Linked DNA regions of Homo sapiens: region 1 is linked to region 2. The links are chromatin loops, found by intact Hi-C in ENCODE. Cell type or tissue: dorsolateral prefrontal cortex. All regions are shown on one strand. Links, peaks and the distances in the headings refer to the core of each region. The heading gives the core; the rest is flanking DNA.

The links. Hi-C counts contacts between places; a loop is a spot of excess contacts. Peaks named below come from ENCODE experiments on the same cell type or tissue, not always from the same donor. Only the 100,000 strongest peaks of a DNase experiment are listed, where the experiment ranks them.
Region 1: it touches region 2 in a loop (18-fold over the local background); 4 of 110 quality-filtered maps call a loop at or near these places.

The regions. Positions count from the first base shown.
Region 1 is chr14:58,810,461-58,814,859 of GRCh38, reverse strand. No RefSeq gene overlaps it. Among named protein-coding and RNA genes, the nearest start is that of LINC01500, 16 kb to the left of the region's middle. In dorsolateral prefrontal cortex, for the core only: no CTCF peak of the experiment used is centred there; no DNase peak of the experiment used is centred there; H3K27ac peaks cover 3,360 bases.
Region 2 is chr14:58,863,276-58,867,674 of GRCh38, reverse strand. The region is part of intron 1 of LINC01500 (long intergenic non-protein coding RNA 1500); the gene reads right to left. Among named protein-coding and RNA genes, the nearest start is that of LINC01500, 37 kb to the right of the region's middle. In dorsolateral prefrontal cortex, for the core only: no CTCF peak of the experiment used is centred there; a DNase peak (open chromatin) is centred at 1,974; H3K27ac peaks cover 770 bases.

The DNA.
Region 1 (4,399 bases), core at 215-4,214, 53 kb after region 2:
AGGCTAGCAATTCAATAAGAGTAGATGTTGTGGTCTGGAGTCTGAAATCTGCAGGCCAGGCCAGCGGTGAGGAGACTCACGCAGGGTTTCCGTAGGAGAACAATATAAAGATAGGTTCTCTTACCATCAGCCATAAAGTCCCAAAGTCTGGGCTGAGAAGTTGGACTGTGGTTTATTGGACATATCTGTAATAACTGGCCTTCAAAATTCAAAGAGAATTTCTGTCTGACCTCAGTTGTGACTATTTCCAAGTTGAGAAGCTGTGGTCTGAAAAAGTTAACTGGAGAGGTTGACTGTACTTTTTATAGAGAAAAAAAAGTTACCACATCCTAGAAAAATCTCCCCTTTTTTTCACCTAAAATGGTAAAGAGAACAAGAACAGAATTTTGATAAACACACAAAAAAATTATTGTAAGAGTCTTTGCACTCAAATCCTGGTTTGTTGCTATCACTGAAGAATAAGGATAGTATCCTTCTTATTCTCCACTTTATCCCAGTTCCTAGCAGAATCTTTGGCACATAGTAAATGCTCAATAAATATTTATTAAAAGAATGGGCTCCACAGATTGAAGGCATGGATAACATTTTAGTATATTCATCTAAAATTTAGGAAAATGAAATTCATTCCATTTGTCAATTACAGTTTAAGGAGATTATCTAGCAGGAGGCAGCTTTCTTGAAATAAGATTCCAGACAGAAATCCATCTGTCAACTAATGATACAGATATTAAGAACTAAGAAGTCTCTAAAAAAATTGCTAAGTCCAACCTCCTGCCTGTGTATCGAAGCAGCTGAAGTGCCATTATCTGCTTACACTGCAGGACAAGAGTCCTTCATCTCCTTCTGTTCTCCACCTTCAGAATCTGTTAGGAAAGCAGATCTTCTCACCATGAAGCAAACAGGCCCTCATACTGTTTAGACAATAAGACGTCCTGCTGGTCAAATTCTTCCCCCAGCATTCAAAATGTTTCTAGACATATACACTACTTTCTTGATGCAAGTCCATAGTTCATGTAATGCAAACAGTGGAGTTAAAATAAACAAAGTACAGTTGAAAACTCAATCACTTGAATAATCATTCTTTTTAAATTCTTAATAATTAGACCAGAATTGAGCTGAGGCTTATATCTTTAACATCTATGGCAAAAGAAGCTGTTTAAGCAAATATCTATTATAAATAAGCATATGTATTATATTAAGGTTATAACAGGCCATATTAATCCTACTTGTGAGAACTAAATTTTTAAATACTTTTATAGTGATTAGTGGTTATTTGCACATAAAAGGATTTAGGCTTTTAAAAAATGAGTCATGTATTTATTAAAGCATAACTAACTCAATTTCTTCATCAATGCTTCGTTGTATTCTTCTAATGTTGTTTCCTTTAATGATGTACTAAAAAAAAAAAAAAAAAAAAGCTGGCTGGGTGCAGTGGCTTACTCTGTAATCCCAACACTTTGGGAGGCTGAGGCAGGCAGATCACAAGGTTAGGAGCTCGAGACCCTCCTGGCCAACATGGTGAAAGCCTGTCTCTACTAAAATACAAAAAATTAGCCGGGCGTGATGGGGCGCGCCTGTAGTCCCAGCTACTCGGGAGGCTGAGGCAGGGGAATCGCTTGAACCCTGGAGGCGGAGATTGCAGTGAGCCAAGATCGCGCCACTGCACACTGCACTCCAGCCTGGTGACAGAGTGAGAGTCCATCTCAAAAAAAAAAGCTAATGTAGTTAGTTTTAAAATATTCTATGATATTTCACTTTTATAGTAGTTTAACTTCATCTAAATTTGTGAGGTTTTGGAAATGTTGAAGAAAATGAACACAAACAATACCTCATAAATTAAAAATATGAGATCTAAAAAAAAAAATGTTGCCTCTAGCCCAAGGAAAAAAAAGAAAAATAGAATGCTTCCTCTACCAAAACATACAACCCTTCACAAGCATCTATTCATGTCCTTGTCCTTTAATGTGACCAACACTTCAGGGTGGAAATAGTTGACTGAGTGACACAATGGAGAGAAGGCAAAATAAAGAAAGTGTTTGGGTTTTTTGCTTATTATCGGTATTCTGACATTTGTCTAGTTTGTCAGCTGTTCACTTTATGGGATTTAAATCATAAATTACAAAATCATAGAAAAGAAAACATGAGCCAGACTGTGTCTCTGTCAGCAGGGACAGATGGGTTTCTATCTTGGTCTTAGATTCCCTAGAAAATATTTCCTATCATGTTATATAACACTTATTTTACATATACTTATTACACTTCTTCCCTGCAGAAACTCAAACTTCTACTACACTTCCAAAAATGTTTTTCTTTTTTGTAAGTTACACAGAAGACATCTGATCAGCCACCTCCAGAGTGACTCATTTCTAAATTCACACTCTCAATAAGTGTTTATTATGTCACCTGCTATCTGCCAAGCACTGAAGCATAGAAAGAAAATAAGGCAGCCCCCAGCCTAAGAAACTTACCTGTGAAGGAAACAGGCCTATAACAAATCAAGTGAATGCCACTTTATCAGGCATACAACAGAGGTGGCTACAAAGGAGGACCAGCCAACTCTCTCTGGGCACTGAGGAAGGCCATCTGGAAAAAAACGACAGCTCATCTGGCTCTCTGAAAGATGAGGAGATATTCTCTGAAGCGGATAGGAGAGAAAGGCATTCCAGACAAGAATGGCCTTGTGGAAGCATGGGGAGGAGAAAACAGTGTGAAAATGATGAGTTAGGTCATTATCATCAGCAAACAGTAGCATGAAGAAAGGGTAAATGCTGGAAAGGCAAACTGAAAACAAATCATGAAGGATGTTTTTTGCCCAGAATAATCCTGATTCTTACTGTTCAGGCCAATGGCTTTTAATAGAGAAAAATTGCTTTAAAAAGCTTCAATAGATAAAAACTATGCCCCTTCTTCCTAGAAAACATACATTTTACATAAAATATCCTCCCCAAACACACTCTCAGGCCTTCAGCCTCTCCACTACCCAAACACACTATCCTTTGTTACTTCATGTTCCTTGCATGTCCATCTGGAGCAGGATCCCCAAAGATTGGGACCCCCATTCAAACCTTGAAACAGAAAATTGAATATGAGCTGGAGAGTCCCAAGAGATTGGCTTCATAGCTCAGACTCCACTTTGTCCTCTTCTCCAGTCCAACTTCCCAGTGCAATCTGTTTTTCCCACATTTCCCTTTTGCTTCCTACAGCTATGACATGGAGAAGCCTTCAAATTTTGAAAGAACTTTTTCTTTGAAACCTGTTCTTCCTCCTTTCTTTCCAACTTTAGTTAGTAACGATCGCTACCACCAATGTTTGTGGTGTGTTGCAGAGTGTGATTGCTAACTTAAATATAACTAGTGGCCCATGACATTTTATCCAATTATCTCAGCCCATGATAGAAATTTAAACAGATACTTGTGTTCTCCTGAGGGAGTAACAAATCCTTGACATCCATATGCAAGTTAAAAAGTAGATATTCTCCATGGTTCTTGCCCCTGCTCAGCCTTATGCTGCTTCAAACATATCAAAGAAATCTCAAGAAAATGTGCTAGCTGAAGCCCTGAAGGCAGATAAGGCAAACTCATTCTTGGATTAAGTGTGGATATCTGTCAAAATAAACACTGCCCCTTCAGCGTACGAAAAGTCCATGTGCTACCAAGAGACTGGTTGCTCTTCTCAAGTGATAGTCTCTGTTTCTGGCAGTTGAACATGTGCTGTGGCAGTGTAGATCTGCTGTGGAAGTGGGAGTTCTTAATGTTAAGCTCATGCATAACCTCATCTCTACCACCGTGATGGCTCTATTCACCAGCCTTAGTCTTTAGTTCTTAAAAACTAATGTTCTTAGTGCTGAGATTGAGAAGCCCTGGGTCAGAGTAATACACTTGGCCTCTCATTTCCACAACTGTATAATAGGGTCTTTTAGTTTGTACATGTTGAGTGCTGTAAGTGCAATAACGTCCCTGTCCCCATGAAGGCTACACTCTTTAATGGGAGTAATAATATCATCTATTTCAGAGGGTTATGGAGCTTATAGGAGTTAATAAATGTTAGGCATTTATGCTGTGTACTTTCAAACAGTATATAGCATACAGTAAGGCACAATATAATTTAAGTTGTTCTTCTGAAGCAATTATGACAGCACCTATCACATAGTATATGCTCATTAAAATGCAATTGATATGACTATTAAACATAGATGAGTCAATATTAGTCAAAAGTTTGCTCCCTGAGTACCATTCATCTCCTGTGCCTGCTGTTTGTTCTCAACTTCCACTGAGGGCCTAGAGGTGTTCCATGGCTTCTGTCAGTTCACAGGGATGAGAAATCAGATCGAAAAATCAACTCAAGATGGATTAAAGACTTAACTGTAAGACCTGAAACTATAAAAATACTAGAAGAAAAC
Region 2 (4,399 bases), core at 257-4,256:
CCTGTCTCAAAATAATAATAATAATAATTATTATTATTATTATTATTAATAAATAAATAAAAGGGATAAAACCAGAAGCAGAAAGGCCCAAGGGGAGGCTAATTCCAAAACCTGAACCCAAGATAGTTCAGCTCACCCTTTTGTTATTCCTAAACATCCTACACTTCTCTTACATAATTTTTTCTTTTGAGACAGGGCTTTACTCTTGTTTCCCAGGCTGTGGGGTGCATGGTACAATCACAGCTCACTGCAACCTCAAACTCCTGGACCTAAGTTATCCTTGTGCCTTAACCTCCTGAATAACTGGGACTACAGGCTCATGCCACTGCACTCAGCTAATTTTATTTTTTGTAGAGACAGGAGTCTAGCTATGTTGACCAGGCTGATCTCGAACTCCTGGCCTCAAGCAATTATCCCACCTCAGACTCTCAAAGTGCTGAGATTACAGATGTGAGCCATGGGCCCAGGTCTTTCATAATTTGGCACTCTTTGCCAAACTAAACCTTAAGAAAGAATAAACTATACATGTTAACATATACGTGGCATACATTTGCTATCCAACAAATGGTTGTTAAATCAATATACAAACAAATGGAAGAATGAACTTGATACAAACTATTTTACTGGGTCTAGCATTTTTTCTCTGGAATAGGCCAAAATATATACTTAGATAGATATTAATAGATATAGATGTATAAATATCTTCTTTGATGATTTGAAATTTCTTTTTATCCCTGAAATTTAAATTCATGAAATAATATTTGTTGAGTTGATCCCAATTTTATTAATCCTATTTATTGGTTCTACATTCATCATTCTTTTTACAGAGGAGGGGCTGAAAAACTCAGAGCTCAAGTACCTTGCCAGGGTCATATAATCAGGAAAGGAAAAACAACCTTAACCTGGGCCTAGCTAACCCAAGGCTGTTCCCTTACCCATTGTGCTATACATTAGACTAAATAGGCTAACTAGAGTAAGCTCTGTGGATATCATGACATTTGATCTGGTTCCTAAAGGGAAGGTCAGTGTCCACATATTTGAGATAGGCGGGTAGGACATTCCAACTCCAGAAGGAAAATATGAGCAATATTCAGCATCCAAAGAATCCCTGGTATCTTGGGAGAAGAGCAAGTAAACCAATGGGGCCTAGATATAAAGAACTTGGAGAGCAAAGAAAAAGTTAAAAGTGGGAAGTACGATTAGAAAACTGGGTTAGGGCTAGATACCGTCTGGCCAACCAAGTCCAAGAGGGAAGTGAACCACAGCAGGTTTCCCAGCAGGGAGAAGGCATGGCCTGAGCTGAATGACGTGCAGATTTCTTGAGGTCTGAGCTTTTAAAGGTGAACTCAAGAAAGCTAACTCCTTTGTGTATCAGTTTCTATGCTGTTAGATGAGCAGCTTATATAACTCAGATCCACTCCTCAGCTCTTCAGGAAAGTAGCCTAGTTAATTTTCACAAGCTGACTGAAGATAAATCATGATCCAGAACAATAGTAGTCATTCTTATGGTGTGTTTTCCTTTCCCAACCTCAAATTCATCAGAGGATTTAAAAAATAAAGCTGGTTTTCTCTACTGGGTTTCTTTGCTTCTGGGTTTTGGAACCGAGTGTTTACACAAGGCCAAGTGTTCTGCTAGTTCATGAAATTATACACTGGATGGATACATCATTTGTCTTTTCTTAGAAGACCAGAAAATGAAGCATCTGGCCTTCTTGGTTTCTTGCCACCATTAGAATCATCTTCATTCAGGAGTCACAGTTTGCTGTGGATCTTAGTGGAAAGGTTTGAAACTTGCTTCTGGTTCTCCAGGTCTTACAGGGTGGAGTGAAATTTGATGTGGGCGGGGGGAAATATTCAGCTCCTTACATTTTGCTCTTCTCTTTTTCCCTTGAAGTTAGACATTCATCAGGCTTGCCTGGTAGGAGGTTGCAAGCCAAAAATAGCATGCAGTTGGGTGAGGTCTGGAACACAGAACCTCAGTGTAGGCAAACAACACCACCCACACCCCAGCCCTGAGGATTCTGACATCACATTCCCACAGCCGAGTATGTAAGACATCGTTATGTCCTAAGCATCCATTGCAAGCTACGGAAGCAATATGGAAAACACCCCCGTATATTGTAAAACATGTTAATTGAAACCAGACTTTGGCTCCTCCTTTTTAAATCCAGGTGAAAGTTCATTATCCTTAGGGGGAAAAAATGAATATGAGCAATGTATTTTTCTTGGACTTGGAAAATATTGCTCAGAATCCACTACATCTTATCTGTTAGAACTGCCCCCTCCCCACTCCCACATCCACCTATTTTCCTTGCATCTTTCACATGTTCCCCATCCCTCACCACACTGACTTCCCTACCCTCTTCCCACTCCCAGCCAGATGACTTACAGAAATAAACGAGAACTGTTATTTCCTCAGTGGGCTGGGCTTTCGATAATGTTAAGCTGTTTAGGTTGAAGCTGTGGCCTGACTTTGTCAAAAGCCATATGGTGCTGAGACAAAACTGGGGAGTAGGAGAGCACCGCCAAGATCTGCAAGATCTGTGACGAACCAAAGCTGTGAGTTTCATGAGGAAAGAGGAGATTAAGGGCGTTCTGGCTTTTTTGGCAAAAGCCCCAGTTGAACACAGGAATGCCCAGAGGCAAAAGCAACTCAACCTACAACAAATTAATAAAACAATCTGTTGATCCTGGCTTTGCTGTCAACACAGTAGACTAAAGACGCTTCTCAACTTCCAGGAAATAAGCACTCACAAGCCTCCCACCTTTACACTGAGGCATATGCCCAGTCTCCCAGGACCAAATAAGAGGAATTGTTTTCTGTGTGTCTCTTACTCAGTGATGTATTAAACTGGTTACATGAAGCATTTATAACAACATGCTCTTTCTTTTGTGAAAAAATTCCACACGTCCCTCCTAAGAGAGATGCAAGTGTTTCAGTGACTTAGTCATTATAGAATTCCATCAGGAACAAAAAAAGCTACATAACTTTTACTAGAAATAAATGGGAAAGAAAAATATTTGTTGTTATTTCCCCTTAAAATTTTACCATGAATAAAAAAGTAAAACATAATCTTCCACACGATAACATCCACAAAATGTATTCACCCTCCTTGATCCAACTATTATATATTATAGTCTTACAGAATCCAAATATGTTTATTCTAATAGAATTTTTATTCAAATATTTTTGACATGGAGTTAGCTTTGTGTTATAATTTCAAAATACTTTTCTTTTTAAAAAAATATACTTCCGAGATTCTGAAAGAGAAAACAAGGAAAGCCAGTTGCATGTACTAAAAAATAAGGTGACTGCAACCATCTCAAGGCAAAGCGAATAGGACTCGAATATAGTTTTAAATGGTCCTAAATAGGCCACTTCACTGGAAAGAGTTAGAAATGGGTATCTGCATAGAGTAAGTTTATTATACAGGTTGTAACATATATAAGTCAGGAAGTATGAACTGGCCTCCCGTTTTGTTTAGAGTAGGGAGTTGAAAATAATTTACAATAGATAAGCTAATGAGACTGGATGCTGTGGTTAATATGAGCTAACTTAGAGGGGGAGAGAGAAAGCTGTAGTACAAATACGCTCCAAACAAAAGATGTCAACACTCAGGGTAGGAAAGTAGGAACTTCAAAGCTAATAGTAGAAAGAAAATAACTGTGAAAGTTGAGATGGACTAAATATTGCTTTTTCTCCTGATTTCCGCAGAAACCGAGACAGTACCCACTGCCAGCAGCAGATGGGAAGTCTAAACAGGAGAGACTGAATAAAGCTGACAACTGAGGCAGGATAAAGAAGAGAAGGAACAAAGAAGGAGGGGGCAGGAAAAGAAGCCAAGCAGAACATGCTAGCCTGTCGATTTTGTCTTCCATTAAGGCTTCAGCAGAAGATAAGAAAAGCTAAGCCACGTCAGTGAAGGGAGGACAGCAGGAAGGCTTTCAGGGGAAGATTTGTGGTGTGGATTCACTCGGCATTGATGAGAGCAGCTCCCCAGACAGATACCGAGGTAAGAACTCTGGTTATTAATGAAATCAGGATGAACTCACAGGGTATCATTTGTAATCATTTAAATTCCAGAAAATAGAAGAGCTTCAATTCATCAACAGAAGTAGATTTTTTTAAGCCTATTTCAGAGAAAAAGACTAGATATACAAATATTTTTTGGCAATTCTGTTTAACAGGCCAAGACTAAATGTTTTATTCTCAAAAATGACAACAATGAAAACAAGCAATTTGTGTTAAAATTAGAGGGACATAATGATGTTCTAACTGTTACAGGGAAAGCAACAGCACATTTGAAATATGTACATAGAAAGTACACATGAGAAAGAGAATTGTAGCAAGGCGGGGGGGTTAAATTCCCACAATGTTGTTTTCAATTAAAGATAGGGA